Linked DNA regions of Homo sapiens: region 2 is linked to region 1. A link is a loop called in an ENCODE intact Hi-C map of the cell type or tissue named here. Cell type or tissue: heart right ventricle. All regions are shown on one strand. Each heading gives the region's core, and the rest is flanking DNA. Links, peaks and the distances in the headings are about the cores only.

The links. Hi-C counts contacts between places; a loop is a spot of excess contacts. Peaks named below come from ENCODE experiments on the same cell type or tissue, not always from the same donor. Only the 100,000 strongest peaks of a DNase experiment are listed, where the experiment ranks them.
Region 2: it touches region 1 in a loop (9-fold over the local background); 73 of 110 quality-filtered maps call a loop at or near these places.

Annotation. Positions count from the first base shown.
Region 1 is chr6:132,477,468-132,493,377 of GRCh38, reverse strand. All of the region lies in intron 2 of STX7 (syntaxin 7), which reads left to right. Among named protein-coding and RNA genes, the nearest start is that of STX7, 28 kb to the left of the region's middle. RefSeq lists an enhancer at 2,402-2,641. In heart right ventricle, for the core only: CTCF peaks have their summits at 8,805 and 9,021 (motif pointing right); no DNase peak of the experiment used is centred there.
Region 2 is chr6:132,293,746-132,309,655 of GRCh38, reverse strand. MOXD1 (monooxygenase DBH like 1) reads left to right here. Exons shown (of 12, transcript NM_015529.4): 11 at 11,701-11,869; 12 at 12,339-13,601. The coding sequence ends at 12,503. Among named protein-coding and RNA genes, the nearest start is that of MOXD1, 100 kb to the left of the region's middle. In heart right ventricle, for the core only: CTCF peaks have their summits at 9,126 (motif pointing left) and 11,112 (motif pointing right); a DNase peak (open chromatin) is centred at 9,127.

The DNA of each region.
Region 1 (15,910 bases), core at 4,555-12,554:
ATTCAAGATGTGGTTTGGGTGGGGACACAGCCAAACCATATCAAACAGTGATTGCCCTTTATACTTAATCCAAACTTTTTTTCTTAAAGCAATTGTTAATTGGTGTGCCTATTAGTTGCTTAGGAAAAAACTAGAAGTCATACAAGATATTATTCTGCAAGTCTTGGTACATTTATTTTCCTACTCTTCTTTCTCATTATAGTATCATTATCATTATCATTATTTGAAGTTACGTATTAATGATATTGAGTATGGCCACCTACTTCTTTAAGATAGTTTGCCTTTTATTCCATATAAAGTCAAAGAAAATGCCCACAGACATCACCAAGATACTGTCCTAGTCTGTGGACTGTTCTCCTGCTTGGGAGCATGGAAACCTTCAACAGATATCCAGCCAAGGCCTGCTTATTTGTGAATACCCAGTACACTGCCTTGCTGCTGGGCATGGGAGGAGAGTGGGGCAGGGTGGCCCAAGTACACCCAGTGATTTTAGTTGTATGGTATTTCCTATATACCCTGCTTTGTTCAATAATCTCTTTCTGGAAGATATGTAAGCTAGTATTTTAAAACTATTTTTAATTAACTGTTTACTTTGTGCCTTGTATTAGGTATCTTTTATTCCTTTTTTTGTGCATTGTTTTTGATCTTCCAGTCACCCTGGTCAGGTGAGAAAATTTAGGTTTGGAGTGGTTGTCACTTGCTCAAGTTTGTACAACTGTTAAGTGGCAAAGCTGGTATTTGAGCCCAGGAGAGTCTGGTTCATATAACATGGTGTATTTGGATCATGCTGTATATTGTACCAGGGTGTTACTTGTGCATTTATGTTCATTCCCTGTGTGAGTATTTATTAAACACCTGTGATGTGCTAGGGACTGTCTGGATGCTGAAGCTATGTCAGCGAATAAAATAAAAATACCTGCCTTTATGGAGTGAACCTTTAATGAGAGAAGACAGACATAAAATAAATAAGTAAATTATGTCATATGTTAGAAGGAGATGTTAAGTGTTACAAAAAGAAACAATGACAAAAACATACCGGCATGTGCTGGAGAGGGGTTTGCATTTGATAAATAGGGTGCACGGGGAGTTGGGATGGACCATACTGAGGAGTTCCTCGTTGAGCACATATTTGAAGGAAGGAAGGGAATGTGTCCCACAGTATCTAGGGAAAGAGTATTTTAGATGGGGAAATAGCATGTCCATGGGCCCTCAGAGTTAAGCACCCCTGGCCATTAGAGGAATGGAGAGGAGGGAAGAGAGAGAGTTGGTACCAGGTCAGGTAGGGCCTTGCAGGCTGGTGTAAGGACTTTTACTCTGGGTGGAGCAAGGGTTATGAGGAGAGGAGTGCAGTGCTGGTGCAGAGGCAGTGCAATGTTGGACTCAACCAGAATTTTAGATTTTGTCAAGTGGTTAAGAAGGGAGAGAGGGGCTTAAGATATATGCAAGAGTCTGGATATGGACTGACTCCAGAGTTTAAGTTGGTTAGGGAGTGGGTGACGACATTGGAGGTGAGGAAATGTGGCAGAGTGGCAGGATCAATGGATGGCAGGTTGGAGTTGGGGCCAGGGGAGTGAGCTGGACATGCAGGAGGTGATTTCTAAGTAGATTGCCTGAAACCAAGATTATGGAAGAGTGACAGTTCCTGGTAATGAGAAGGTGTTTGATGGGATCTTGGAGTGTGTGGCTGAGGGAGGGTGGAGGACAGAATCATTTCAGTAGGAGACGTGTGCAAAGAATGGAGGCCAGCAGGATGGTGGAAGGATCGTCAGCCTGTGTATTGAAATCACAAAAAAATTAAGATAGGAGTCATGTTGGACAGAATGGCAGCGAGCCAGAAACTACAACCAATGAAGAGTGAGGGGCGGCCCAAGGAACCTAAAATGACTAAACCTGCAGTGGGTGGTGATCATGAGGCCTGATGTGTTCTGCGTCTGTCTGTTATTGTGCTTCTTGTCATGGGGTCTTTATTTTTGAATTTGTCCTTCTTTTCTGAGTTCCTTCAGTCTCTAGTTAGTCAGTGCATGCATGTTATCTGGCCATCTCTTAAGAGTTCTTTTGTGATCTTCCTTTAAACTGTGATTACTTCATTGAGTTTTTTTTTTTTCTTTTAATCCTGTGGGTATTTTGGGGTATAATTTTTACCATATTCACTTTGTGGCAACATGTTCTCCTGCTGTGAGTTCTTTTAGGGAGTTTTACTGTTCTTTTCCACATTTTAAAATAGTCTTTTGTGTGGTTACTCTCCCCATTTTTTTTTGTTTTTCAATGGAATGAGTTTGATTTTCCTGGCAGGAGATTCCTGTGGAGGGAGAGGGAAGTGCCCATTTCTCTGCTCAAGGGCTCTATTCTCTCTGCTGTGCTGTGCTGTGCTGTGCTGTGCTGTGCTGTGCTGTGCTGTGCTGTGCTGTGCTGCACTGAGGGACTGTTTCTTTCCTCCTCTGCCTCTCAGCCCCTAGCCTGGTGTAGGAGGGCTTCCCGCTCCATCCCTGATGTCATCCCAATCACTTCATCGGCCCCAAGATGCACAGACACCTCTTTCCAAGGTGTTCCCCACCTGGTTTTTGAGTAGGGTCGGCAGCCCATGGCCTCCTGAATCTGTTCCGTGTCTCCTTTTCCCACCTTCTCCAGCAGAGTCCCCGGTGCTTCTCAGCCCTGCTTCTGCCCATTCTCACTCTGGGTGGGATCAGCTCTTCTGATGATTTGCTGGTGACAGTGTGGAGCTCTGCAACCCCGGTTATTCTCCGCCCCACCCATACGGCTTCCTGCTCAGGACCTGCTATTTTCTGTTGCTTTTGGCCGTATGTACACGTTTTTGAGAATTTGGTCATATTTACACATTTTGTGTTAATTTCTCTGAAAATGTAATTTTTATGGGTTTTCTACCTGCTCCCCCATTCTATAATATGCCTTGAGGAGGGAAGAAGGAGGAATATTCAGAAACATGCTTCTACCGTGTTTCTATAAGAAGCAGAAATCGATTTTCAGTGTTTTAGAAACAGCTGCCAGCATGTGTTGGCAGTTAGAACTGATCAGAAATGACTGAAGTAAAAGGTTTGGGAATCACTGCCTGTAAACTAGAGGGGAACTCGTGACAACAATTCAGCTGCTTTTGGAGCAGTAGGAGAATTATTGGGCCCTCGAGTGGATGACAGGAAGGAAGCTCATCATGATGGGCAAAAGATGTGTCAGCGGGGTTGGGGAATTGCAAGGCGCAAGGCCTCACCACTGCCCAGTCCTTTCCTGTTTGCTTCTTACACAAATCACATTGTTATGGAACCGTTGTTGCTTCTGATTCCAGACTACCTCAGAGCAGGTAAACTGAGCAGATCCATGTGAAAAATGTTAGGATGAATAAATTTGCTAAAAGACCCAGCTTGTAATGTTCCAGCCATCTAGAAGTCCAAATTATTGTTTACATACAATTTTAGATGACTTGTTTTTGTACTTTATTTTTAAGAACTGTGCCCTCAGATTTAACCCTTTATTAATCTACAATAGCTTTAAAATGCCCCCAAATTTCCACTGATTTGACCTTTATGCCTTTCTACCTTTAAAGTATCCGGGAAGAGAACCAATGACAAAGTGAAAATTAAGTGTGTTGTAAATTTGAGATTGCTTTGTGGAAGCGGGCTATGCCTTCAGATATTCTGTGCTGGGAAGGGGAGCACAGGAAGCCAGTGTAGTTGGGCCTTGCGGGTGGATGCTCTCCATTGAGCTTCCAGCCTCGAGACTCATCCTTTAGAAGATCCTTCTCCATCTCCCTTCCCACACTTTCTCGTCTCTGCAGTTTGGATCAGTGCTTTTGCTCACAAAGAAGACAAGTGTTCTCTTCAGGTCATAAGACAGAGCATGAGATATACTAGTGCTAGAGGGGAAAAGCCAGAATTATTTTAGTAGCCATCCTTCACATTCTCCAGGAAGTTTTTCTACTTGTGATACACTTTTTAGAATTTTAATACACTTTTCTTGGTTTTTCTTGAAAAATAGATAGACATGGGTATTTCTAATGATACATTTTTCTCTACACATTGTACCCTATAACGAACCTGGATCCTAACTCTAATTGTACAAGACTTATTAGTAATAACATCTTGTACTTTTATTCTTACAAAGATCTATGCCATTTCTAAAATGTTTACATATATATCATCCTTTTTTTTTTTTTTTTTTTTTTTTTAAGACAGAGTCCCACTCTGTTGCCCAGGCTGGAGTGCAGTGGCACAATCTTGGCTCACTGCAACCTCTTCCTCTGGGTTCAAGCTATTCTTGTGCTTCAGCCTCTCGAGTAGCTTGGACTACAGGGGTGTGCCACCATACTTGGCTAATTTTTGTATCTTTAGAAGAGATGGGTTTTCGCCATGTTGGCCAGGTTGGTCTCGAACTCCTGGCCTCAAGTGATCTGCTTACCTTGGCCTCCCAAAGTGCTGGGATTACAGGCACGAGCCACTGCGCCTGGCCTATATCACTTTGTTTAACACTCCAAACCACCCTCTAACAAAGCTAGAGGGTTTGATAGACGAGGAAAGATTGGAGTCTAAAACAGAGTTTGTTTCTTTCAATATTTAGATTTTTTTTCTAGTCCTGTTTTAAATATGTCACTTATATGCAACTGCTAGATACATGTCACTGGCACATAGTAGCTGACTCCTCCCTCCCAATTACGGGCTATAACTATCTTTTGTCAATTGATATTTATCATCTCTACAATTCTTATAATTATATCATAGATTATTAAGTATTAGCACTCAAGTATGGTTCACATTAGATAGTCAAGAAATGTAAATAAGAAGCTGAACACTTAAAAAAAACTGAGAACTCCCTCATAAGACAGTTTTAAAATACATGGAGCAAACACTGACAAAACTGCAAGGAAAATAGACAAAGCCACAATTATGGCTTTCGGTACCCTTCTCTGAATAATTGATAAAACAAGTAGATACAAAATCAGGATACAGAAGATTCAAAGTACTAATCACCTTGATGGTGACAGCCACTTATAGAACAGTCTATTCAACAACAGCAGAACACACGTTTTTCTCAAGTGCACCCAGAACATTTATTAAGATAGACTCTATTCCTGTCATTAATCAAGAGTTTCAACAAACTTTAAAAGATTCAAGTCATACAAGATAATATTCCTTGACTACAGTGAAATTAAATTAGAACTCAGTAACAGAAAGATCCCTGGAAAATCCCCTAATGTTTGAAAACCAAACACATTTCAAATAAGCTATGGATCAAAGAGAAAGCCAAAAAGAGGAATTGGAAAATATTCTGAACTGAACGTAAATGAAAGCATCACATATCAGAATTTGTTGGATGGTATTAACTCAGTACTTAAGGGAGCACTAAACACCTGTATTAGAAAAGAAGACAGGTCTCAAATCATGACGTCAGTTTTCACCCTAAGAAATTTAGAAAAAACAACCGAAATTGCAAAGTCAGCAGAACAAAGGAAATACAAATCATAGTGGAAATCGAAGGGAGAAAAAAAATCAATGAAACCAAAAGCTATTTCTTTGAGATCAATAGAACTGATAAACATCTAACCAGACTGAACATGAAAAAAATAGAAGAAACAAATTACTAATATCAGGAATGAGAGAGATGATATATTATAAATTCTACATATTTTATATGTAAAAATCTATACATATTTACATATATTCTGTACATTACAGAATCTATCATATATTTAAAGGTTTTTTCCTTTGAAATGGTTTTTATTTTATTTATTTCACTTTAAGCTCTGGGATACATGTGCAGAACGTGCAGGGTTGTTACATAGGTATACATGTGCCATGGTGGTTTGCTGCACCTACTAACCCATCATCTAGGTTTTAAGTCCCACATGCATTAGGTATTTGTCCTAATGCTCTCCCTCCCCTGCCCCTCATCCCCTGACAGGCCCTGGTGTGTGATGTTCCCCTCCCTGTGTCCATGTGTTCTCATTGTTCAACTCCCACTTATGAGTGAGAACATGCAGTATTTGCTTTTCTGTTCCTGTGTTAGTTTGCTGAAAGTGATGGTTTCCAGCTTCATCCATATCCCTGCAAAGGACATGAACTCATTTTTTTTATGGCTGCAATTAAGAGAGTATTATAAACAACTTTATGACAATAAAGTTGACATCTTAGATGAAATGGATAAATTCCTTGATAGACACAAATTATCAAAGTTCACTCAAAAAGAAGTCAGTAACCTGCCTAGCTCTATATCAAGAAATTGAAATTACAACTTAAAACCTTCTCACAAAGAACCAGACTCAAATATCTTCACTAATGTAATCTATCAAATATTTAACTAATTGTACACAAACTGTTCCAAAAAATTGAAGAATTCGTTTTAGCAGGTCAGCATAATCCTTATATTGAAACCAGATAAAGACAGTAAAAGAAGAGAACACTACTAGGCTGGGTGCAGTGGTTCATGCCTGTAATCCCAGCACTTTGGGAGGCTGAGGCTGGCGAATCACCTGATGTCGGGAGTTCAAGACAAGCCTGGCCAATATGGTGAAACTCTGTCTCTACTAAAAGTACAAAAAATTAGCTGGGCATGGTGGCGGGCACCTGTAATCCCAGCTACTTGGGAGACTGAGGCAGGAGAATCGCTTGAACTGGCAGCAGGAGGTTCCAGTAAGCTGAGGTCACGCCACTGCACTCCAGGCTGGGCATGACAGAGCAAGACTCTGTCTCAAAAAAAAAAAAAAAAAACCCAGAAAAAAACACTACACATCCATTTCATCTCATGACATAAATGCAGAAAATTTAAACAAAATTTAACTAATCAAATCACCAATATTTTAAAAGGATGTAACAAGTGGAGTATATCCCAGGAATTCAGGGTTGGTTTAATACTGAAAGAGCAATAAATATTGTTCATTATGTTAACAAACTTAAAAAGAAAACCTATATAATCATCTCAATAGATGCAGAAAAAGCATTTGACAAATTCTACTTCCATTCCTAACAAAAATTCTCAGTAAACTAGGAGTAGAAGTGAGCTCTTTAACCTGACAAAAGATCATCTATGAAAACTTACAGAGTGTCACACTTAATGGTGAAAGACAGAATGCTTTCCTTTATAAGATCAGGAACAAGACAGGGATGTCTTGCCCTCACCACTTCTATTCAGAATTGTACTAGAGGATCCATCTAGTGCAGATGGATAATATAAACAAATAAAAGGACTTCACATTAGGAAAAAAAGAATTAAAACCATTTGTATTCACAGACATAAATGTCTATGTAGAAAATCTGATGGAATCTACAATTTAAAAAAGCCTGCTAGAATAAAAAAGTCAATTTAGTAAGTATCTGATCAATGTACAAAAATAAATTGTATTTCTCTATACTGGCAATGAGCAATCAAAATAAAAATTTGAAATTTAAAAAGCTGGCATTTACAATAACATCAAACATTATGAAATACTTAGAAGGCAATATAAGTGAAACACTTGAACACTGAACAGTACAAAATATTGCTGAAATTAAAGAAAGCTTATATAATTGGGAAGATATACCTTGATCATGGATCAGAAGACAATATTGTTATTTGAACAGACACTTCAACAAAGAAGATATACAGATGACAAATAGGACATAAAAAGATGTTCAACATCATTAGTTATTAGGAAAATACAAATTAAAAGCACGGATACCACTATTAACCTATTTGGCAAAATTTAAAAGACGGAGCATACCAAGTGCTGGAGAGGATGTAGAGGAACAGAAGTTTTCATACACTGCAGGTGGAAGTGTAAAGTGGCATCACTTTGTAAAATAGTTTGACTGATTTAAGAAAGCTAAATGTAACACCTGTCATACTATCCAGCCGTTCTACTTCTATTTATCCACACACAAAAATTAAATATATGCCCATACAAAGACTTGTAGGGCATATACTTATAGGAGCTTTATTTGTAATGGACAAAAACGGGAAACAACACAAATGTCCATCAATAGTGTTGTATCATACAGTGGAATACTCAGCAATAAAAGGAATGCACTATTGATATACACAGCATGGATGAATCATAAAATAATTAGGCTAACTTAAGCCAGACACCATCCTTTTTCAAAAACGAATAAATACTCTGTGATTACATTTATATAAAACTTTAGAAAATGCAAAATACAGAAAGCAACAGAAAGCATATTAGTGATTGCTTGGTGATGGAGGGGGGAAGGAACAGATATGCAGGAGGGAGGAAATTGCAAACTACAACAAGGAAACTTTTGAGGGTGAAGAATCTAATAACTGTCTTAAGTGTGATGATGGTTTTACAGATGTACACATATGTCCAAACTTGTAAAACTATAGTTTATGCGCTTTGTCAGTTGTACCTCAATAAAGTGGCATTTAAATAAAAAACGTTAATAAGAATATTCCTATTATTCATTTCTGACCTTCAAGAGAACAACAGACTCTGTTGAGCGCTTACTATATCCAGTACACGGTGCCTACCTATATTGTTCTCGGTTAAAGTTTATGACAGCTGAGAAATAGGTGCTTTCTCACTGTTGAAGCAATTATAGCTTGGAGACATTAGGTAAATTGCCCAGGGTCAGCAGCCAGGAAGAAGTGAGATATCAGGCTGTCTGGCTCCAACTCTACTTGCTGGTCAGCCTTCAATTGTACTTCTTCCTCAGTGTGATGTGGCTGAGTCTGTGTTGGAATCTCAAAATCACCTGTCCAGGGATTTTACTAACCATTATTTTTTTTTCTATGTTTGGCTGTTACAAGTTGGTTATTTTACGTTGAAAACAGATGTTTTCTGCTAAAAGAGAAGATAGCTATTCTTAGTTATTTGGAGACAGTTCTTTAAAGGTACTCTGTGTGTGTGTTAGGTTGATCTGCCATGCCGCCACAGCCTGGCCAGTCTCATTTGTCAGACAGCATCCATTTGCTGGTGAAGTCTGACGGGTGGTAACATTATGTATTAATAGCCCCTGATACCAAATTCAGCCTACAATTTTATGACAAACTATTCTTTACTGTAAAGCTTTTTTCTTAAATAATCCACTAGATGGCAGCAGACCCACGTGGAACAGAATGGATCTTCATTGCTGTAGAAGAGCCAGAAACGGGACACTGTTTTGTTTTTGATGACCCAGTAGTGCATCTTTTTCGGATGTGTAGGAAATGGTATTATTTTTCTGTTATGAAAAATGTAACATACTCTTTGAAGTCACGTCTGTGGAAGTGAGTAGTGGTACAGATAGTTCAAAATTGTAGATAATGCAAAAATAATTTTTTCTTTGTATTCTCGTAGAGACACATGTTGATTTAATCCTACCTGTATGCATTAGATGAACTTTTCTTCAAGAAACTGTTTATTCTTAATTCTTTTTATGGTTGGAAAGACTGCGGCTTGTTTCATGAGTTTTTTTCTTTAATTGGACCTATGCCAATCAAAATAGAAGATGACTGTCCTATAAATTCATAGCACCTAAGGCTAGATAATGAAGTGAAATCCTACAGACTGGACTTGGGAGAAAGTAGGAGGATTATTTATTTTTCCAGATCACCATACTGCTTGTCATCTGACTAGAAACCTCTTATCTCCCTTTCTCTAAGCTTATTTTTCTCAAGCATTTTTGAACATGGTCAATTGGGGTGTCGCAGAAGATCCTGTGAACCACATATCCTACTATCCATACCTTCTAGAAGGGGAAGAACTTAGGAGATGGCCAAAAACCAGAGAGTAATAACATGATAGAGTGCTAACAATATTTTTGCAGCAAATATGCTATAAAAATGCTCATCCAAAACAATGAAAAAGTGTTTTGTTTCTAAATTAGTATAAGAGCAGCAGATGAAAATGAGGTACTCAAGCCAGCACCTATGATGGGTGAATAGCATATTCTGAGAATCAAAGAACTTCAACTCAGTGTACATGCATGTTCAATGGAAATTTTGTGACATTGTTAAATATTTTACTAGATAGACTTAATGCAGTGACTGCAGTAGGCCCTCCTTTTCCATGGATTCTGCATGGATTCAACTAACCATGGAACAAAAATATTCAGAAAAATTTTAAAAATAAAACACAGTACACTATAACAATTTACATAGCATTTATTATATATTAGGTATTGTAAGTTGTGTAGAGGTGATTTCCAGGAGGATGTGCATAGGTTATATGCAAATACTATGCCATTTTATATTAGAAACTTGAGCATCTGCAGATTTTGTTGTCTTTGGGAGGTGGATGGAGGGAGGCATGGAACCAATCCTCTAGGGATAGTGAAGGATGACAGTACATTCAAATAACATGCCAAGTTGAGTTTTTAAATACAAGGTTTTAGTAATTTTTAATAACTGAGGACAAAGACTGGCCAACTTTCCCTGTAAAGGGCAGATTCTTTTAGACTTTCTTTCATTTTCTTTTTTTTTTTCTTTTTTGTTAACCCTTTAAAACTGTAGCAACAGTTCTTAGCTTGGAAGTCTGTACAAAACCAGGTTTCAGGCTCTACGGGCCATAATTTGTTGACCCTGGTGTAGGAGGCTAATGCTAGTAGTATATAAAATCAAGTCTGTGGAATCTTGGCAGTTCATAAAACCCAGAGAAAGAGCAGGCGTTTCTTCCTTGATCACTTTCAGCTGGGAAGAAGGATCCTTGTGATCCACTGCCAGACCTAAACTTACTTTGAGCACTGCTGGAAACATCTAACATCTCAATTCAACTCCTTCAAATTACTTCTTCAATCTAGACACACTTATTTTTTCTTTGTTTGCTTTGTCAACTGTCACACACCTGGATTATGAAATAATGTGTTTTAACATCTTTTACTTTCAGTCCTTTTAGCACATTGAAAAAAGTTTTTTGAAAACCAAGAAATCTACATTCTAACCCTAGCTCTTGTACTAAATAGCTATAGTTTTTGGAACAAGTTATTCTGTCTGGTTCTCAACTTCTTTGTTTATAAAATAGGATTGAACTAATACCGTATAATATTTTTTCCAAATTTGATTTAGTAGTTTCAGATTTATGTTCCTATAAGCCCTTTATCACCTGATCAGATGATGCCTTTAATTGATCCTCAAGTGTAGACCTGCTCAATTTAAAGGAATGCAACCAAATTAATGTTCACGTTCAGAAGCCCTCTCGCTGTGCCTGGTACGTAGCAGATGCCCAGTAAATGTTTGTCGAGTGAATCAATGAATGAATAATAAATGGGCATAACTACCTTTCTTAACTCTCCATTTATTTATGCTGTATGTTTTAGAAATATATATTATTTCTTACGTACGTTTTGATCTTCCCAGTATTCTTTTTATGGTTCACTCATAAAACTATTCATTGAGGGTCAACAATATGATAAATTCTGGAAAAACCAAAATGAATAAAACTTAGGCCTTGCCTTCAAGAAATTTGCCTTCTAGTTAGGGTGACTAATAGGTATTCTGATCATTTCAGTGTAGGTCTGAGTATGATATTAGAGGTTTGAATCTCCAAACTGAAATGTCCTATTTCTTACCCTTCAAACCATTACAAATGCCACCTTCATTACAGCTTTTTGGATTGTCCTCCAATAGAACACACATATTATAGGTCATTGTTTGAAACATTGTTATAGCATTTGTTGCTGCTGCACCCTCTTTGAGTTTATATGGTGTTTGTACTTTTGGGGTTTTTTTGTCCTTTTCTAGTTTGTATGCTGCATAAGTGTAGGGGGCCTTGTCTTCCATTTCTGTTCATGAGAAGCTCTCATTAGTTAAATGCATTCTATTAGGCAATAACATAATGGTTGTTTTCTGAGAGGCTTCATTTTATGAGACATTGTATTATCTTAAAAAATTGTTTCAGAGTGACAAGGAGGTTGTTAGCCAGAGCCTTTGATTTTTAAGAAATTTCAGTATCTATAAAACCTAAATCTACAAAACCAAAAGCACAGAGTAAATGTAGCTTTTGATTATAACTAGATTGTTAGTGATAGTGACTAATACTTTCATTATTAATCACCTGTATGATAATGAAGGTAAGCAATGTTCAAAGAATCTTAAAACAGTTTTGTTGCTTTAGCAACCAGTTTTTTTCCCCCTCCAAAGATTGGCTCTGTGGTGCTACTTCTCAGTGGTCATATTATAACCAAAAAGATCCCAATCTAATAGTAGTTTTGGGTATTAGGTGGCCCAAAATAAATTTCACTATAATTTATCCCTTTTGTTTTCTACAGTGAACACGCCTCCTTTTTTCATACCTAAGCTTAAAAACAAAAGCTCCTGCGTGACACACTGCTGCTATCCCTCATGCAACGAGAACTCCTTTCCCATTTCCACAGAAGGGATAAAACTGAGGTCTATTCAGTTCCTGTAGCCAATGCCAAATTTAGGGGGTGATTTCCTGTGTGCTCCTCCTCTTTCAGCAAAACTGAACAGCAGTATTCCTTAGCCTGTGGAACAGTGTCTCAGAGTAACCACAAATGGTACATTCTATATATAACAGTGGAGGAAATAGGGAAGGAGACGAACAGTTAATATATCTAAATATATACATTGCAGAGCAAGAAAAAGAATACTGGCAGGTGCTAAGTTACCACTCTACAACTGATCACAGGCTGCAGTTTGTATTACTATTTTCCTGTTATAATAACCATTCCACTTTCCTCTTGCCTTCTTTCAGCACCTCTGCTGTTTGGGATAACCCAGATTTTCAGCCCTGGGTCCTTGTTGCTCCTGCTCACAGGCTATGTGGTACTCACTTTTATGAGTGAAGATGGCAGTATTATCAGGCCCCCTCCAGTTCATCTCCCTTTTACTTGTGTATGAGCGTACCCCAAATTCCGCTTAATAATTACCTCAATCAACATACTACCTTGGCCCTAAATGACCAGTTGTAGTCTTGAAAACGTGATTGTTTTCCTCCCTTGGATGTTGTCTCTAAGTCACCTTGAGAGATGGAAAAAATTGTACAAATGGATAATTAGGTGTAATCGTGAAATATTGGACTTTACTTCGACCTGTTACTTCCCAAATCCAAGTTTCTTTCTGGCTGTAGGTGAAACAGCACCATGGAGTGGTGGTTCTTTGAGACCATAAGGATCCTTCAGTTTCCCAAGATGCTTGTCTCCCAGGTGGTGCCAGGATTGAGTCTCAGTAGGCCGTAAACATTCTAGAAGTCCAGCAGCTTCTAGATAACAGAATACATGGCAGAGCAGTGAATCCCATTGTCCTTGGAACACCGTTAATTTTTTTTCTCTGTAATTTCTTGAGCAGAAGCATCGGTGTGTGGAACACCTTGATTGTGACTAATAGGTGGATTAGGAGTCTGGTAGAAGCATGGGGTCGGGGGAGTGGGGACGGGCCACAGGGGGCACAGTGGGTGCTTAGAGGATGCATAACAGAACCCAGAGTAATACCATTGAAGTGAATATAAAATTCTGCCTCCTCCAAGATGGAAGGAGCAGCTAGTTGGGTCAACCCTCAACAACGGCACATCACTAGTTTACTTTTTATTTTTAAATTAGCACGTTATTGAAAGTGTTTGTAAAGATAATTAGCCATAGAAAATAAAATGGGTAAAATCATCTCTGTAGAGCGTATGGATGTGCATCTGGGAAGTCCAAAGGATGAATGAAAAAATTAATACAAAAAATCAAACAAAAATGATTTAATAGAGTATAACATGAGATTGCTATTGCTGCAAATTGGTGTACGGCAATACCCATGGTCATGTCAGTCTGAGTAAGAGGAAATCCATATTGTTGAGTCTATATGTGGCTTTTGTTCTGACAGCCATTGCTAGTTTATTATTTCACTGAACAAGTGCTTCAGGAGTTGGGGTGAGGGATAGGCTGACTGACATACGTAGAGCAAAATGTAGAAAGGCTGTACCAACAAGATACAATTCATGGTGAACAGCTAGAGTCACTTGGTTACCTTGTACCATTGTTTATTCTATCCAGGGCTCAGTAGCAAGGCCAGAACAAGTCTCAAAAGGAAGGTTTTGCTCCAACATTCTAAGGGACCCCTGTGTTTTTCCTATTGGGATTTGCTACTAGTTTTCTTCGGTGCCCTGAAATTGCACAGGCTTGATGTACCATTGCATCAGCTGGGTCATTAAAGCCAAGTTGTAGATCTGCTTATACCACCACTTGAACTCGCTGGATGGTCTTTTCTTTTTGGGAGTTGAAGCTAAAGCTGGTAACCTTTGGGTCATTCAGTAAAGGGTGGAAGCAGCATAAAAAGTCTGTTTCTCATTTGTACTTGAGGCTACAAAGAAAAGCACTTTGCAGAAGTATGCCAGTTATCTACAGATTAATTCACCAAGATTTTTCACTGAGGAAACACTGCCCTGTATTTTCATGGATTTATTTTCTACCTGCTGGCTTACTTATGCTTTGCAGGCATCTAAGAGTACATGTTGCCTCCTGCTTTTCTGGTCCTAAAAGCAGACGTAACCAGTGTATTGGACTAATGTAGTGTCCTGTAGGAGGAGATGATCCGTATCCTTGACAACGAAATTGTAGTACAAAGATAGACAGTGTGCATAACCGTGAGATAAGCCTGTGAAGGCTCGCTGATGTCCCATCCCATTGATAGCAAATCCTTTCTCATGTTCTCTGTCCTTTAGGGTAGAGCAAAAAGTATTTGCCATATAAGCAGGTATATACAGGTTGCTAGAGATTGTGATGCTCTGTTGTAGTAAATCCATCACATTTTGAGGAACAGTGCAGTTGGAGTCACCACCTGAATAAGCTTTTGCTAGTTATCATGAGCATTAGCCTTCTGCATTCTCCAGATAGGCCGGTTAAATGGGAATGAGAGGCATGTCCACTCCCTGCTCTTTCTGTCCTTGATGGTGGCATTTCTGAGTAATTCCCAGGGAATAGATAATGCCCTTGGTTTTATTTTTTTATTAGAGTGGGTCCCCAGGGGCTTCCAATGATTTCTTCCTTCCATAAGAGCCCTTACTCAGGGAGTATGAGTGAGAACTGGGGGTTGCTCAGTATATCTGTTCAGAAACCGGAAATTACCACATGGTGGAACTAGGCTCCCATTGGGCCTGTCAGAATCCATTTCTACTCAATTCTTTAATTGGCTGAGTAATTTTATATAGCATTCATGTGGTGTACTTGTTTGTACTTTGCAAAATTGATATGCATTTCGGTCCTTTTTTTGCTATTCAGTTTATTCATGAATATTAAAGTTCCTATTCTTGGCCCATTTTTCTTTTTTTTTATTATACTTTAAGTTCTGGGATACATGTACAGAACGTGCATGTTTGTTATATAGATATACACGTGTCTTGGCCCATTTTTCTACTGGATTGTCTGACATTTTCTAAATTATTTATAGTTATTGACTATTGCTCCCTCTTTCTTATATATTATGTAGTCTTTACCTTTTGTTTTTAAGGCCTTTGATTGTAATTATATTCTCAACTGCTTTTCATAATTTTTACCAATCAGAAACATAAAAGTTTAATTATCAGTGAAGTTGAAGTTTTGTTATGTACACATTTGCCTTTTGTAAATTGCAAGATTATAACCTTTGTCCATTTTTTACTGGGCTGTTGTTCTGTTACCAAAAATAATTACCATTGTAGTTTAACCTCTTTCCTCATCATAACCTGCAGTTACTGTCTCCTGTGTGTATATGAACACACACTTACATATATACTTGTGATATATGTACACATTTTTTGTATAACATTTAACCAAGTTATTTTATGTAGTCAAATTTGTCAATATTTTCCTCTGTGGATTTTAGTTTTGTGTCATGCTTAGCTAATATTTTATATCTCTTACTCCAAGATCATGTATAAGATCATATAATAAAAACATTTATATTTCTTAGAGCAGTTTAATATTTTCAATTTTACTATTTAAATTAATGGTTTATTAAAAATGTATTTTGCTATATGCTGGGAGGTAGGGTTCTTTCTCCCCTGCCCAAATGGTTA
Region 2 (15,910 bases), core at 4,495-12,494, 180 kb after region 1:
TATCATGCTGTTTTAGTTACTGTAGCCTTGTAGTATAGTTTGAAGTCAGGTAGTGTGATGCCTCCAGCTTTGTTCTTTTTGCTTAGGATTGTCTTAGCTATACAGAGTCTTCTTTGATTCCATATGAAATTTAAAATAGTTGTTGCTAATTCTGTAAAGAATGTCAATGGTAGTTTGATGGAAATAGCGTTGAATCTATAAATTACGTTGGGCAGTATGACCATTTTCATGATATTGATTCTACCTATCCATGAAAATGGAATGTTTTTCCATTTATTTTTGTACTCTTTTATTTCCTTGAGCAGTGGTTGATAGTTCTCCTTAAAGAGGTCCTTCACATCCCTTGTTAGCTGTATTCCTAGGTATTTTATTCTCTTTGTAGCAATTGTGAATGGAAGTTCATTCATGATTTGGCTCTCTGCTTGTCTATTGTTGGTGTAAAGGAATGCTTGTGATTTTTGCACATTGATTTTGTATCCTGAGACTTTGCTGAAGATGCTTATCAGTTTAAGAAGTCTTGGGGCTGAGATGATGGGGTTTTCTAAATATAAAATTATGTCATCTGCAAACAGAGATAATTTGACTTCCTCTCTTCCTATTTAAATACTCTTTGTTTCTTTCTATTGCCTGATTGCCCTGGCCAAAATATCCAATACTATGTTGAACAGGAGTGGTGAGAGAGGGCATCCTTGTCTTGTACCAGTTTTCAAAGGGAATGCTTCCAGCTTTTGCCCATTCAATATGGTACTGGCTGTGGCATTGACATAAATAGCTCTTATTATTTTGAGATATTTCCATCAATACCTTGTTTATTGAGAGTTTTCAACATGAAGGGATGTTGAATTTTATCAAAGGCCTTTTGTGCGTCTATTGAGATAATCATGTGGTTTTTGACTTTGATTCTGTTTATGTGATGGATTATGTTTATTGATTTGCATGGGTTGAACCTGCCTTGTATCCCAGGGATGAAGCCGACTTGATTGTGGTGGATAAGTTTTTTGATGTGCTGCTGGATTTGGTTTGCCAGTATTTTATTGTGTATTTTCGCATCGATGTTCATAAGGAATATTGGCCTGAAGTTTTCTTTTTTTGTTGTGTCTCTTCCCGGTTTTGGTATCAAGATGATGCTGGCTTCATAAAATGAGTTAGGGAGGAGTCCCTCTTTTTCAATTATTTGGAATAGTTTCAGAAGGAATGGTAACAGTTCCTCTTTGTATTTCTGGTAGAATTCAGCTGTGAATCCATCTGTTCCTGGGCTTCTTTTTGTTAGTAGGCTATTAATTACTGCCTCAACTTCAGAACTTGTTATTGGTCTATTCAGGGATTCAACTTCTTCCTGGTTTAGTCTTGGGAAGGTGTATGTGTCCAGGAACTTACCCATTTCTTCTAGATTTTCTAGTTTATTTGCATAGAGGTGTTTATATTCTCTGATGGTAGTTTGTATTTCTGTGGGGCCATTGGTGACATCCCCTTTGTCATTTTTTTATTGTGTCTATTTGATTCTTCTCTCTTTTCCTCTTTATTTTCTAGCTAGTGATCTATCTATTTTGTTATTTTTTTTTTTTCAAAAAACCACTTCCTGGATTCATTGATTTTTTTGAGAGTTTTTCCTGTTTCTATCTCCATCAATTCTTTTCTGATTTTAGTTATTTCTTGTCTTCTGCTAGCTTTTGGATTAGTTTTCTCTTGCCTCTCTATCTCTTTTAACTGTGATGTTAAGGTGTTGATTTGAGATCTTTCTAGCTTTCTGATGTGGGGATTTAGTGCTATAAATTTCCTTCTTGACACTGCTTTAGCTGTGTCCCAGAGATTCTGGTACGTTGTCTCTTTGTTCTCATTGGTTTCAAAGAACTTGATTTCTGTCTTAATTTCATTATTTACTCAGGAGTCATTCAGGACCAGGTTGTTCGATTTCCATTAATTGTATGGTTTTGAGTGAGTTTGTTAATCCTGAGTTCTAATTTGACTGCACTGTGGTCTGAGAGACTGTTTGTTTAATGACTTCAGTTCTTTTGCATTTGCCGAGAAGTGTTTTACTTCCAATTATGTGGTCGATTTTAGAATAAGTGCCATGTGGCACTGAGAAGAATGTATGTTTTGTTGATTTCAGGTAGACAGTTCGGTAGACGTCTACTAGGTCCACTTGATCCAGAGCTGATTTCAAGTCCTGAATATCCTTGTTAATTTTCTGTCTTGTTTTTCTGTCTAATACTGACATTGGGGTGTTAAAGTCTCCCACTATTATTGTGTGGGAGTCTAAGTCTCTTTGTAGGTCTCTAAGAACTTGTTTTATGAATCTGGGTGCTCCTGTATTGAGTGCATATATATTTAGAATAGTTAGCTCTTCTTGTTGAATTTTTCCCCTTACCATTACGTAATGCCATTCTTTGTCTTTTTTGATCTCTGTTGGTCTAAAGTCTATTTTGTCAGAGACTAGGATTGCAACCCCTGCTTTTTTTTTCTTTCAATTTGCTTGGTAAATTTTCTTCTATCCCTTTATTTTGAGCCTATGTGTGTCTCTGCACGTGAGATGCGTCTCCTGAATATAGCACACTGATGGGTCTTGACTCTATCCAGCTTGCCAATCTGTGTCTTTTAATTGGGGCCTTTAGCCCATTTACATTTAAGGTTAGTATTGTTATGTGTGAATTTGATAATTTGATCCTGTCATCATGCTGCTATTTGATGATTTTGCACACTAGTTGATGCAGTTTCTTCATAGTGTCATTGGTCTTTACAATTTGGTATGTTTTTGCAGTGGCTGGTACGAGTTTTTCCTTTCCATATTTAGTGCTTCTTTCAGGAGCTCTTCCAGGGCAGGCCTGGTAGTATCAAAATCCCTCAGCATTTGCTTGTCTGAAAAGGATTTTATTTCTCCTTCACTTAAAAAGCTTAGTTTTGCTGGATATGAAATTCTGGGTTGAAAATTCTTTTCTTTAAGAATGTTGAATATTGGCCCCCAATCTCTTCTGGCTTGTAGAGTTTCTGCTGAGAGGTCCACTGTTAGTCTGATGGGCTTCCCTTTGTAGGTGACCTGGCCTTTCTCTCTGGCTGCCCTTAACAGTTTGTCCTCCATTTTGACCTTGGAGAATCTGATTATTATGTGTCTTGGGGTTGATCTTCTCGTGGAGTATCTTAATGGTGTTCTCTGTATTTCCTGATTTGCATGTTGGCCTGTCTTTTAGGTTGGGGAAGTTCTCCCGGATAATATCCCGAAGCATGTTTTCCAGCTTGTTTCCATTTTCCCCATCTCCTTCTGGTACTCCAATGAGTCATAGGTTAGGTCTTTTTATGAAGTCCTATATTTCTTGGAGGCTTTGTTCATTCCTTTTCATTCTTTTTTCTCTAGTCTTGTCTGCATGCCTTATTTCAGCAAGGTGGCCTTCAAACTCTGATATCTTTTCTTCTGCTTGGTTGATTCGGCTGTTGATATTTGTGTATGCTTCATGAAATTCTCGTGCTGTATTTTTCAGCTTCATCAAGTCATTAATATTCCTCTCTAAACTGATTATTCTTGTTAGCAGTTCCTCAACCTTTTATGAAGGTTCTTAGCTTCTTTGCATTGGGTTAGAACATGCTTCTTTAGCCCAGCATAGTTTTTATTACCCATCTTCTGAAGCCTGCTTCTGTCAATTCATCCATCTGATCCTCCATCTAGTTCTGCACCCTTGATGGAGCGATGTTGCAATCATTTGGAGGAGAAGAGGCACTCTGACCTTTTGGATTTTCAGCATATTTTTATTGATTCTTTCTCATCTTCATGAGTTTGTCCAGTTTTGGTATTCAAGGCTGCTGACCCTTGGATGGGGTTTTTGTGAGTGCTTTTTTTGTTGTCATTGATGCTGTTGTTGTTGCTTCCTGCTTGTTTTTCTTTCAACAGTCAGGTCCCTCTTCTGTAGGGCTGCTGCACTTTGCTGGGTGTTCACTTCAGGCCCTATTCATCTGATTATTTCCCACACCTGGAGATGACACTCCAGGAGGCTAGAGAACAGCAAAGATGAGTGCCTACTCCTTCTTCTGGGACCTCTGACCTCAAGGAGCACCAACCTGATGCTAGTAGGATTATTCCTGTACAACCCCTATTGAAGGGTCTCACCCATTTGGCTGGCATAGGGAACAGGACTCATTTTACAAAGCACTTTGTCCCTTGGTGGAGGGTGTGTGCCTTGTTGGGAGAAAACCCACTCATCTGGGCTGCCTGGATTCCTCAGAGCTACCAGGAGGAAAGGCGAAGCCTGCTGGTCCACAGAGGCTGCAGCCACCCCTCCCCTTAGGGGCTTAGGACTAGGGAGATCCAGCTTCTGTCCCTGAGCCTCTAGTTGGAGTCATTGGAGTTCCTCCAGGGAAGCCCCACCCAGTGAGGAAGGATGGGTCAGGGTCAAGCCTGAAGAGGCATTCTGGTGGAAGACTGCCACAGCCAGTGTGTTGGGCTGTGGGGAACAAGTCTTGTGACCAAGCCATCCAGCCTCTCTGGCTCCAGCAGGGGAAAAGCACAGTCTGGAGCTATAGAGATGGATGCTGCCCTTCCCTCGCCCAGGGAGCTTAGTACGTTAGGCAGTTGCGAGTCCTAGTGCTGGCTGCTGCTCCTCTCCCAAGGAGCTCAAACAGCTTAGACAGTAGGCAGCTGCGGTGCTGATCGACCCTGCCCTCGGGAGTTTGGTAGGCTTAAGCAGATTCCAGTTGAGAGACTGTTGGCTAAGTTTATGTTTACTCCATAGACTCTCAAAATGTTCTTAAAATAATATATTTTTCATTCTTACCAGTGATGTGTAAGAACTCCTGTTACTCAATATTCTTGGCAGTATTTTGTATTTTCAGTATTTTGCATTTTATCCATTTTAATGTGTATCTAGTGATATTTTCTTGTGGCTTTATTTTCCATTTTCCTTGTGACTAATGATACTGAGCCTCTTTCACATGTTTATTGGTTATTGTAAAGCAGGTTCGCTGTGCAGGTTGTCTGAGTCCAGTAAGAAAAATCATACTTATACACAACAAGTTACATTAAATGGGTTTATTGCTTACAGATAGGCAGCGAAAACAACAGAATCCTAGAATTTATTGTAAGCCAGTTTTCCAAGGCTCAGGAAATCTGCCTGGAATAGATGGAGCCTCTACTGTACATGTCCCAGTTGCATGGCAGCTGAAAGACCTTGACAAGCAGCCCATTCTTGGTTTTATATCCCAGGGCAATGTGAGATTCAAGGCTAAAGCATTGAAGGACTCTCTGTTTCCAGGGGAGTCTCTTAGTTGGCTTGGGGTGGGATAACAAAATAGCTTAGACTGGGTAATTTATAAACTACAGAAAATTATTGCTTATTGTTGTGAAGATGGGGAAGTCCAAAATCAAGGCACCAGCAGTTTCAGTGTCTTCTGAGGGCTTGCTCTCCACTTCCAAGATGGCACCTTCTTGCTGTGTTCTCACAAGTAGAAGGTACAATTGGAAGGTTCCCTCAAGTCTCTTTTGTAAGGGTACTAATTCCATTCATGAGCATGGAACCCTCTTGACCTAATCACCTCCTCAAGGCCCCACCTCTTAATACACTGCAGTGGAGATGAGATTTCAACATGAGTTTTGGAGGGACATGAACATTCAAACCCTATTGGGGGTACTGGAACAGAACCTGGGCTATTCCAGTCAGTCCCTTCCTATCTCAAGATTTTCTGTTTCCAGCACATTATATAGTTATTCTTGAGAACTACAAGCAAAAATGAGAATGGATTGGATTGGTCCAGGGCCACCCAGAGAATTGTCCTAAGGTTTTATGTATATATGTATATATATATATATATATATATATATATATATATATATATATACACACACACACACACACACACACACACATGTGTGTGTATATATGTATATATGTGTATATATGTATGTATATATATATATATGTACATGTGTATAAATAAATGTGTGTGTGTGTGTGTGTGTGTGTGTATGTATACAGTCAGCCCTCTGCTTTCCCAGATGCAGAACATGGATTCTGCATCCATGGATTCAACCAACTTCAGATAAAAAATGTTTGAAAAAATTGCATCTATATTGAACATGCACAGAATATTTTTATTGTCATCATTCCTTAACAATACAGCATAATAACCATCTACATAGCACTTACATTGTATTAGGTATTATAAGTAATCTGGAGATAATTTAAAGTAGCTAGGAGCATGTGCATAAGTTATATGTAACTACTACACCATTTTATATAAGTGTCTTGAACATCACAGATTTTGCTATCCTCAGTCCCCCATGGATACCAAGGGGCAACTGTGTATTTCTTTTTAATTATTTGTTAGAATTTTTGTTCATTGTTCATTGAATTACTTGTTTTCTTATTACTGAGTTGTAAGAATTCTTTATACTTTGGATGTAAGTTCTCTGTTGGATGCCTGTTTACAGACAATTTCTCCCAGTCTGTGGCTTGACTTTCATTTTATAAAAGCTGTATTTATTGAAGTTTGTTTCATCATTTTTTTGGTTTGTTTTGTGCTTTTCATATCCTGCTTAAAAAATCTTTGCCTACTCAAGGGAAGACTTTCTCTTGTTTTCCCCCTGAAAAGTTCACAGTTTTAGCTTTTACATTTAGGTGGATCCATTTTGAACACATTTTTGTGTGTAGTGTAAGGTAAATCCAACGTTCTTTGTTTTTCATATAGATATCAAGTTGTGCAAGAACCATTTGATGAAAGAAAACTACCTTTTTACTATTGAATTACTTTGGAATATTTGTTGGAAAATCATTTGTCCATATATTGGTTCTTTCTGGATTTTCTATTCTGTTTCATTGCTCTATATGTTTAGCCTTACTCTAAAACCACATTTAATTATTATAGTTTTATAGGAAGTCTTAAATGTAGGTCTCCAAAACTTTGTCATTTTTTCCCAAAATTATTTTGATAGTCTAGGTTTATTCTATTTTCATACATATATTTAAATCAACTTGTCAATTTCATTTTTAAAAAGGACCTGCTGGGATTTGATTGGGATTATACTGAATTTCTAGACAATTTGAGAGAATTGATACCTTAACAATATTGAGTCTTCTAATCTATGAACATGGTATGCCTCTTCACTTATTTACTGTTCTTTCATTTCTCTAAGCACTTTTTTGTGGTTTTCAATATAGAAGTTTTGCGCATGTTTTGTTAATAATATGTTTTTTTAAGTTTTAGTTATCCTTGTCTGCTAATTCTTTAATCTCTGTCATTTCAAGATCTTGGAGTATTGACTGATTTTTTCTTCTAGTTTAGATTCACATTTACATACTTGTTGATGTGTTTAATAATTTTTTGACTAGACATAGACAACAGGACATTATGCACATTCTGTTAATTAGTACTAGGTTGTTTTTATTTCTTTAAAGAACCTTGTTAGCGTGAGTCTAGAATAGATGTTTACTCCGTGTAGTCAACAGAGACATTCCACTCTGGCTAGTTTGAGCTCAAATGTCTGCTAGCTCTATACAGGCTCTGGGAATTGTTTAGGTCACAATCTTCTAGTTGTTCATTGCCCAGTCTTGTGGATTTTACCCTAAATATAGTTGGCTTATTGCTTAGTTACTGACTCAGAGGATCCTTATACAAATTTTTCCTCTGCAGTAGTCTACCTTGAATATGTAAGCTTCTTCAGACTCCCTTAACTCTGGTCTTCATCTCCTTAACTTATTGAGATCGTCATTTTCTGTTTCGAAATTCCCTTTCCTGCATTCTGGTTCAGAGAATGCTTCTAGGCAGAAAGCTGGGATGAACATAATATTCAAACACCTTATTTGTTTCCTTCCTTTTGGGGATCATAGTTCTGTGCTATTTTCCAATGTCCAAACCAGCTGTTTCATATGGTTTGTCGAATTTTGAGTTTTTTACAGGAAGTTAGTGTCAGTTACTCCAACATGGCCAAAAGTGGAAGTCTGTTAATGAATTTTTGTTCCTTTTGCTAGTTTTTGATCACATGTTTACTTGCTTGATGGATGGAGAGTGTGTAATATAGTTCATTTAGCTATAAGTACATGGACTTTGTTTCTTGGTTAAATCTTCCATCTCTCTTCCTTCCTTCTCCTTCTCTACCCCGAGAAAGACATTAGCAATAAAACTTTTAAAACAGGAGTCCAGAGAGGCTCAGATAAGAAATGTAACCACAGATTATTTTTCTCCATCTGCTTTTCAATTTATATAGAACAGAGGGACCAAGTATAAAAATCATTAAACTTTTAAAATTTCCATTGATCAGTTTGAATTTATAAGAATAAATAGCTTTATGTTCCACTTAAAAATTTAAAAAATTACTCTACCATGGTGTATTGCAGTCAACTTTGCTATCTTCTTAGAAAAACATGTCTCAGAGTTTAGATGGAATTTACAAAGGAAAATTACCCATCAATATTAAAGCATAATAATAACACTGTTTTTTATTGACTACAGTAATATATATATATATATATATATATAATACCATTCGTTTACATGTATGTATGGAGAGACATTTACACACTGACAAGATATGCAGAAATGTAACTTTTTATTTCTGTAACATTCCCAATTATTTCCAACTAATCCCTAATCCCAGTAAAAGCAGAAATACTTGCTACTTTAAGGTTACCTGGTTTAAAGCTTAGTCTTTTTGAAAAAAAGTATTCAGGATAAATATTCACTTTTTCTGTCTGCTCTTTTCTCTAGGAAATAATTTGGAAGTGTGTAGGATAGGCTAGAAAGGTTAGAGATGACAAGTAGGATGTTTATTAGTATAAAGTTATTATAGAACAGGGGCCTAAACCAAGTTAGTGGGAGTGGAAAGGAGATGATAAATATGAGACAAAGATGCCATCTCAGAAAGGTTGATGACCACATCCCCAGGTCACCCAGCCTCAGTCATTCTGTCTCCAACATACGCGCCATTGGGCTTGGCCTTTCTACATATCTGTTCTAAAAACTGACAAATGGGGTTACACCTCTTCTGTCACTTTATGTTGGACAATCTCAATAATAGGCAATTTAGTAAATTATTATAGCAGCAAAGCTTTTTAAGATTTCATCTGTGTATAATGGTCACACTATTCACTCTTAACAGCGGGGCACCAGAGGCTTTAGGCAACCTAAGCACCATAGTAAAGCTGTCGTGCCACCTTGTGGTGTTTCAGATGGTTACAGACTGATGATTTTCCCCTAGCATTTATCTGGTTATAAAATTGATTTTCTCTTTTTCAAATTAGGCATTTTATCTTTTTGAAAAGTAAATTTTATTTTTAATAATTGACTTAAAATGATCAATAGCTGTAGCTTTTAGTGCTTTTAAAAGGACATTGTATGCAAATATAATAACTTCTTTCAAGTCAAGTTTTTGCTTGATACTAATTCTGGATTGTGTCTCTACAAAATTGTCACAATATGTTTAATTTTCAAATGCTATAGATTTTAGGCCATTGCTAGGTATGTTTATGTAATGCAATGCTGATTGCTCTTACTTTATGGGGCTTCACTTTAAGGTCTTTGTATAAAATAATGCATTTAAAACTCAACAAAGATATATATTGATTCTAATTAAAGGAAATTATGAAAAATGTAAAGATCTATATATATTACCTATTTTCCTCATTGTCTCACTTATTAGATATGGAAGAAATATTTCAAATTTAGACATAAAAAATTATCTTTATAACTCCAAGAAATTAATAAGGAACTTTTAATTTACTTAAAAAGATGATATTCAATGTGCCTGAGTGGGTTATGTATGTTAAGAGAGAGAGAGAGAGAGAGAGAGGGAGAGAGAAATGACATAAATAAATTTTAAAAATATGAAGATTAATGTATATTCTTCAGCTGAGATTATTTGATAATTATAGAAATTACTGTAACATCTTGGGATGTTATGAGTGCCAGATACTTTCTAGTCACCATGATAATTTCCTGCAAGGTCCATGGATTAATGTAAAATTTTGTGACATGCCAGCACTTACACTTTTCCCTTTTTCAGGAATCAATAATATAAAACTTATATTTAATGAAAGACAACACCTGAAAACTATCTTTTCAAGCAAGTTATGTCATTCACTTTTTCACTTCACTTTTTCTGTCACTTCTTCTGTCTGCTCATGTCATTCTTGTGATTTCTTTTTCCTTTCTTGAATATTTGGCATGTGATTTTTGGAGTGGCAGGTGAAGGCAGAGTGTATTCTATATAGGGTATTTTTTTTCTCAGTACATTTTTAAAATTTCAACTTTTATTTTAGGTTCAAGGGATGCATGTTTAGGTTTGTTACAATGGTATATTGTGTGAAACTGAGGTTTAGAGTATGAATGATTCCATCACCCAGGTAGTGAGCCAGGCACCCAACAGGTAGTTTTTTCATTCTTGTCTCCCTCTCTCCCTCTCTCTCTAGTAGTTCCCAGTGTCTGTTTTTCCCATCTTTATGTCTATGTGTATTCAATGATTAGATCCCACTTATATGTGAGAACACGCGGTTTTTGGTTTTCTGTTCCTGTGTAATTCACTTAGGATGATGGCCTCCAGATGCACCCATGCTGCTGCAAAGGACATGATTTCTTTCTTTTTTTGTGTGGCTACATAGTATTCCATGGTGTATATGTACCACATTTTCTTTATCTAGTCCACCTTTGATGGACACCTTGGTTGATTCCATGTCTTTGCTATTGTGAATAGTGCTATGATGAACATACAAATGCATGTGGTCTTTTTGGTAGAACTATTTATTTTCCTTTGGGTGTATAGCTAGTAATAGGATTACTGGGTTGAATGGTAGTTCTGTTTTAAGTTCTTTGAGAAATCTACAAACTGCTTCCACAGTTGGCTGAACTAATTTACATCCCCACCAACAATGTATAAGCATTGTCTTTTCTCTGCAACCTTGCCAATATCAGTTGTTGTTTTTTTTTGCATTTTAATAATAGCCCTTCTGACTGGTGAGATGGTATCTCACTCTGGTTTTTATTTGCATTTTTCTGATGATTATTAGTGATGTGGAGCATTTTTTCATGTTTTTTGGCCTTATGTATGTCTTCTTTTGAGAAATGAGTAAAATTTTTGAAGCATTGATCAAATCACATTTTTTGTTGTATTTGTCTTCTCACTTAGCTAAGCCAAAACAGATCAGCCAGCAGGGGTCAGGCTTTTATAGTGTATGGGTTTGAACTTTCCATCTCTCACAGTATCTTTTAGGAACCTGCAGGTTTCTTGATTACACCATTAGCATTGTACTTTTCAGAAATGAATGCTTACCAGTTAATTTTTTAACTAGAACCAAACCAAATTAATGTAGAATTGTGAGACTCTGTAGAAGCTTTCTGAGACAAAATTATTTGTTTAAATTTTGACCGGGCATGGTGGCTCACACCTATAATCCCAGCACTTTGAGTGGTGGAGGTGGGAGGGTTGCTTGCGCCTGGGAGTTCCAGACCAACCTGGGCAACATAGCAAGACCCCATATCTATTAAAAAATATAAAATTAAAAATAAAATTAATGCCAATCTGCTACTAAAAAATAAATATCATTCTTTAAAAATCTTTTATTTGGTATTTCTTCTAGTAATCACTGATGAGCTCATCAACATTTTGCATTAGGTTATCTATGTGTATGAAAATGAATAAGTGTGAGATCTATTTTAGGATGCTGAAAAGTAAAGGAAACATGTAATGCATTTGTTCTGAATATGACTAACTGTGTCTTTTAAATTCAGGACCTGGCCTTTCATTATCAAAAGTCCCAAGCAATATAAAAACCTTTCTTTCATGGATGCTATGAATAAGTTTAAATGGACTAAAAAGGAAGGTCTCTCCTTCAACAAGCTGGTCCTCAGCCTGCCAGTGAATGTGAGATGTTCCAAGACAGACAATGCTGAGTGGTCGGTAAGCTCTTTTTAACCTCTGACAACCCAGATGACACATTTTATCTGAATCTATTACAGGAAAACCTAAGGAGAAGACAAATATCCATAAATCCAGGGGTCCAGTTGCCTTCTAATGTCTGATAATTTTTGTTCAATGATTACTTGGATTGACTGAAAACTCCTCATTCTACCCCCTTTCAAGAGAAAAATTAGTTCTAAAACTAAGGTTGGGATAGAGCAGGAACAGGCCGGAATGAGTGCTGCAAAAAGCAATAGAGCCTGCTTTGTATTCTTTTCCAAAGGAGTGCCTGGCCCTCTTTTCTGTTTCCTCCTTAACCCTAGGTTTCTGACTCCCCCAGTGTGTGACTCCTTTGGTAACCACTCCTGCCCCCTTTATCCCCTGCAGAAGTGTGGGCAGCTGAGCGGCCTGGTCACTGTGCTGCCTTAAATCAGATGTTCATTTGCATTGTTTGTGCTTCCATTTTCAGATTCAAGGAATGACAGCATTACCTCCAGATATAGAAAGACCCTATAAAGCAGAACCTTTGGTGTGTGGCACGTCTTCTTCCTCTTCCCTGCACAGAGATTTCTCCATCAACTTGCTTGTTTGCCTTCTGCTACTCAGCTGCACGCTGAGCACCAAGAGCTTGTGATCAAAATTCTGTTGGACTTGACAATGTTTTCTATGATCTGAACCTGTCATTTGAAGTACAGGTTAAAGACTGTGTCCACTTTGGGCATGAAGAGTGTGGAGACTTTTCTTCCCCATTTTCCCTCCCTCCTTTTTCCTTTCCATGTTACATGAGAGACATCAATCAGGTTCTCTTCTCTTTCTTAGAAATATCTGATGTTATATATACATGGTCAATAAAATAAAACTGGCCTGACTTAAGATAACCATTTTAAAAAATTGGGCTGTCATGTGGGAATAAAAGAATTCTTTCTTTCCTACTACATTCTGTTTTATTTAAATACTCATTGTTGCTATTTCACTTTTTGACTTGACTTTTATATTTCTTTAAAAAATTCCTTCCTTTTAAAAAATATAAAAGGGACTACTGTTCATTCCAGTTTTCTTCTTCTTTGTTGTTCTTCTAGTGTGACTTTTCAAGTGTAACAGCCATTCTTCCTGACTTTAATATTGTCCAGTTCTGGTCTTTTCTGTGAATTACCACTGGGCCCCTTACCTCAATGCTTTTTGTTGATGCCCACTCTGGTTCCCTTGTTTATCTGAGTCTGTTGGTACCCCAAATGACCCCACACCCATCTTAAAGTACTTTTTTTCACCTTCCCTGTTTAGTACTGGCCAGATGAGTTTTTTCTAGAGCTCTGTCACTATCTGAAAAGAAAGAGGCTATGGGAAACATAGAAATGGTATGTATTAATAACTGATCATAGGCTGAGGAGAAAAAATGTAGCTGGCTGCAAACCCAGTGCTGTGAGGTGACTTATATGAGGTTCCAGATCAAAGACAGGCCGTGTGAGCCAGTCCAGGAGGGTGTAAGTTCTGAATGGTTCCTTGCTGACTTTGGGTGACACATGTACCACATACTGGCTCAGTTTAAGTCATGGTTCTATTGTAGATTTATTTTTATATTAGTTAATAAATGACTTTAAATTGTCACCAATTGAAAATCTTGTCACTCTTTTGGTTTTCTTTATATAGCTCAGCCAAATCTTGTTTTATGTCCTGTCCTCATCTCTTAAGCTAAATCTGTTTGGATCATATTAATAAACTAAATGAAATTACACTTTTGTGTGGTATTTTATACATTGTTTAAGAAAAGTAAGTGATTCAGTACTAGTATTAACAGTAAAAGTCAATTCAGAATGTTGCATTTTCCATTCCATTTTGAAGCCCTTTTTGCCCCATAATGTCTTCAACACAAAACGTATTGCCTTTTAAATAAATATGTTTCAGAGTATTTCCTTCTTGATTCTTAGAACTTGTACATTTGATGAAATGTTTTTAATATTTTTGAGGCATATTTTTGAGTTTACTTTCTTTTTATTTTATAAGTGCTATTTCACATTCTATGATTTTCCATTCAAATATTTATATGAGAAATATAATTCCAAATGCTCCCTATTTGAAATTTTATGTTGATTTTTACTTCAGAATTTCTGAATTTGAGGTATCAAAGTCAAATGATTTCCTCCTGAGATTCTGTAATATTATATTTGTTCTTACCAAGAACAAATATTCTGTAATATTATATTTGTTCTTGGTAAGGAAGGTGAACATACCAGCTAGACGAGGGTAAACAGCTTTGGAAGCTTAATTTATGGAGCCAGGCCAGGGAATCTCTTCCATTGATGTTACTAAGAAGAAAGTTGACATTATTCTTCTGGAAATTCTCATGAATATATGTGATTTCAAGGAATAGACTCTATTTCAAATTGGGATAGGTTATCTGTTGTAAGTTCTATAGAATTCTGATTGTATTCTAAGTTATTTGGTCTTATGTTGAGCACACCTTCCTGAACAGCCGGGCTTTTTATTACTCCTTTTTCAGAGAGGCTTTTAATTGCTTTCCTAGATTAAATAGCATCACCTGACACCTAGGCTGTCAGGCACAAGTCCCCGAGACTTTGGGGAGAATGGGGTCTCCATGTATGATGGTCTCTGGTTGGATCCTTAGGTTCAGAGAGTGTGGAGAAGACATACCTGGTGAAACCAACATTCATCAGTGCCATGTAAAATTGAGGGTATCCTGGGTGATCTTTTTTTTTTTCTGAAGGGGGCTCAGGCAGAATCAAAGGAGTCCTAGCAGTGATAAGAGTGATGTAGTCAATAGAGGTAGACATATTAAGAGCTTCAGACTTTGTCCTAATGGCTCCAGAGGCCAATGATGGGTGGCAAACAAAAGGACATTTGGAAGCAGTATGTAAAGGCTATTGCTCAGCCAAACTCATTATTGGGTGTAAAAGTCATTTCAATTTTTAATATAAGTATTGGTGATTTAACAACTTTGAAATTAAAACTTTTTTATATCCCTAAGTATTTTCTTACATCTAGGTCATAATAAGTGGAATTACAGAAATAATCATTGCGTATTTCAAGAATTTTGATGAAATATTGTCAGATAACTTTAACTTTTTCTCAAATGGTTTGGAAAAATTATCTATCCATCTATCTATCTATCATCTATCTATCTATGTGGTATCTGGCTATGTATCTACAGAGAGAGACATGTAAAATGATAATAATGGGTGAGTCTGGTTGGAGAACATAAGATTTCTTTGTACTATTGTTGCAATTTTTTAAGTTTGAAATTATTTCAGAATAAAAAGCTAGAAATGCAGAAAACATCATGAAGAATCCAGCTACAGCACAGTGATCCAGGTAGGTTTTCTTCCCTTTGCAGTATTCCTACATTTTGAGGTGGTAAAGAGAGAAACTAGATGGTGCTTACTCCTCAGATACCCCTGAGAGAGGGCAGAGATGACTGCAAGTTTGTCAGTTCTGACTAAAGATAGGATGTGCTTCCAGTTTGGAAGGAAAAAAAAAAGAAAAAAGGAACCACAAAACAAAAAACAGAGGGCTTGAGGGACCCAGGGAGTGAGGAAAAATCCAAAAAACTAAAAAAAAAAAAAAAAAAAAAAAAGGAAGAGGTCTTGCAGGCTGGAAATCACTTAAAAATAATATATTTATTTTGCTCTCCCCCTGATTATAAACCTAATGTGTAATGCCCATTTGCTAAAGAAAACTTAGAAAAGTATGATAATTTTTTAAATAATAAAATCTGTTAATCCTATTGACCAAAGAATAAATAAAACCTGTTAATAAATAAAATCTGTTAATTCTATTTCCCACTTCTAACTTTTACATTGCATATGCTTCTAGTATATGTCTGCAAAGGTGTATATCTGTGTATATTCATATATAGATGGAGATACAGATGTTAGGTAACACTAGCTTCTGAAACAAATTCCAAAATATCAATACTTTAACACAATGAAGTTTATTTTTCATCAATTAATTGCTCAATGTGTGTTCATCTGGTCATTGGCTTTCCTTCTTGTGGTGATTCCGGGACCCAGGATCCTGTGGCCTTAT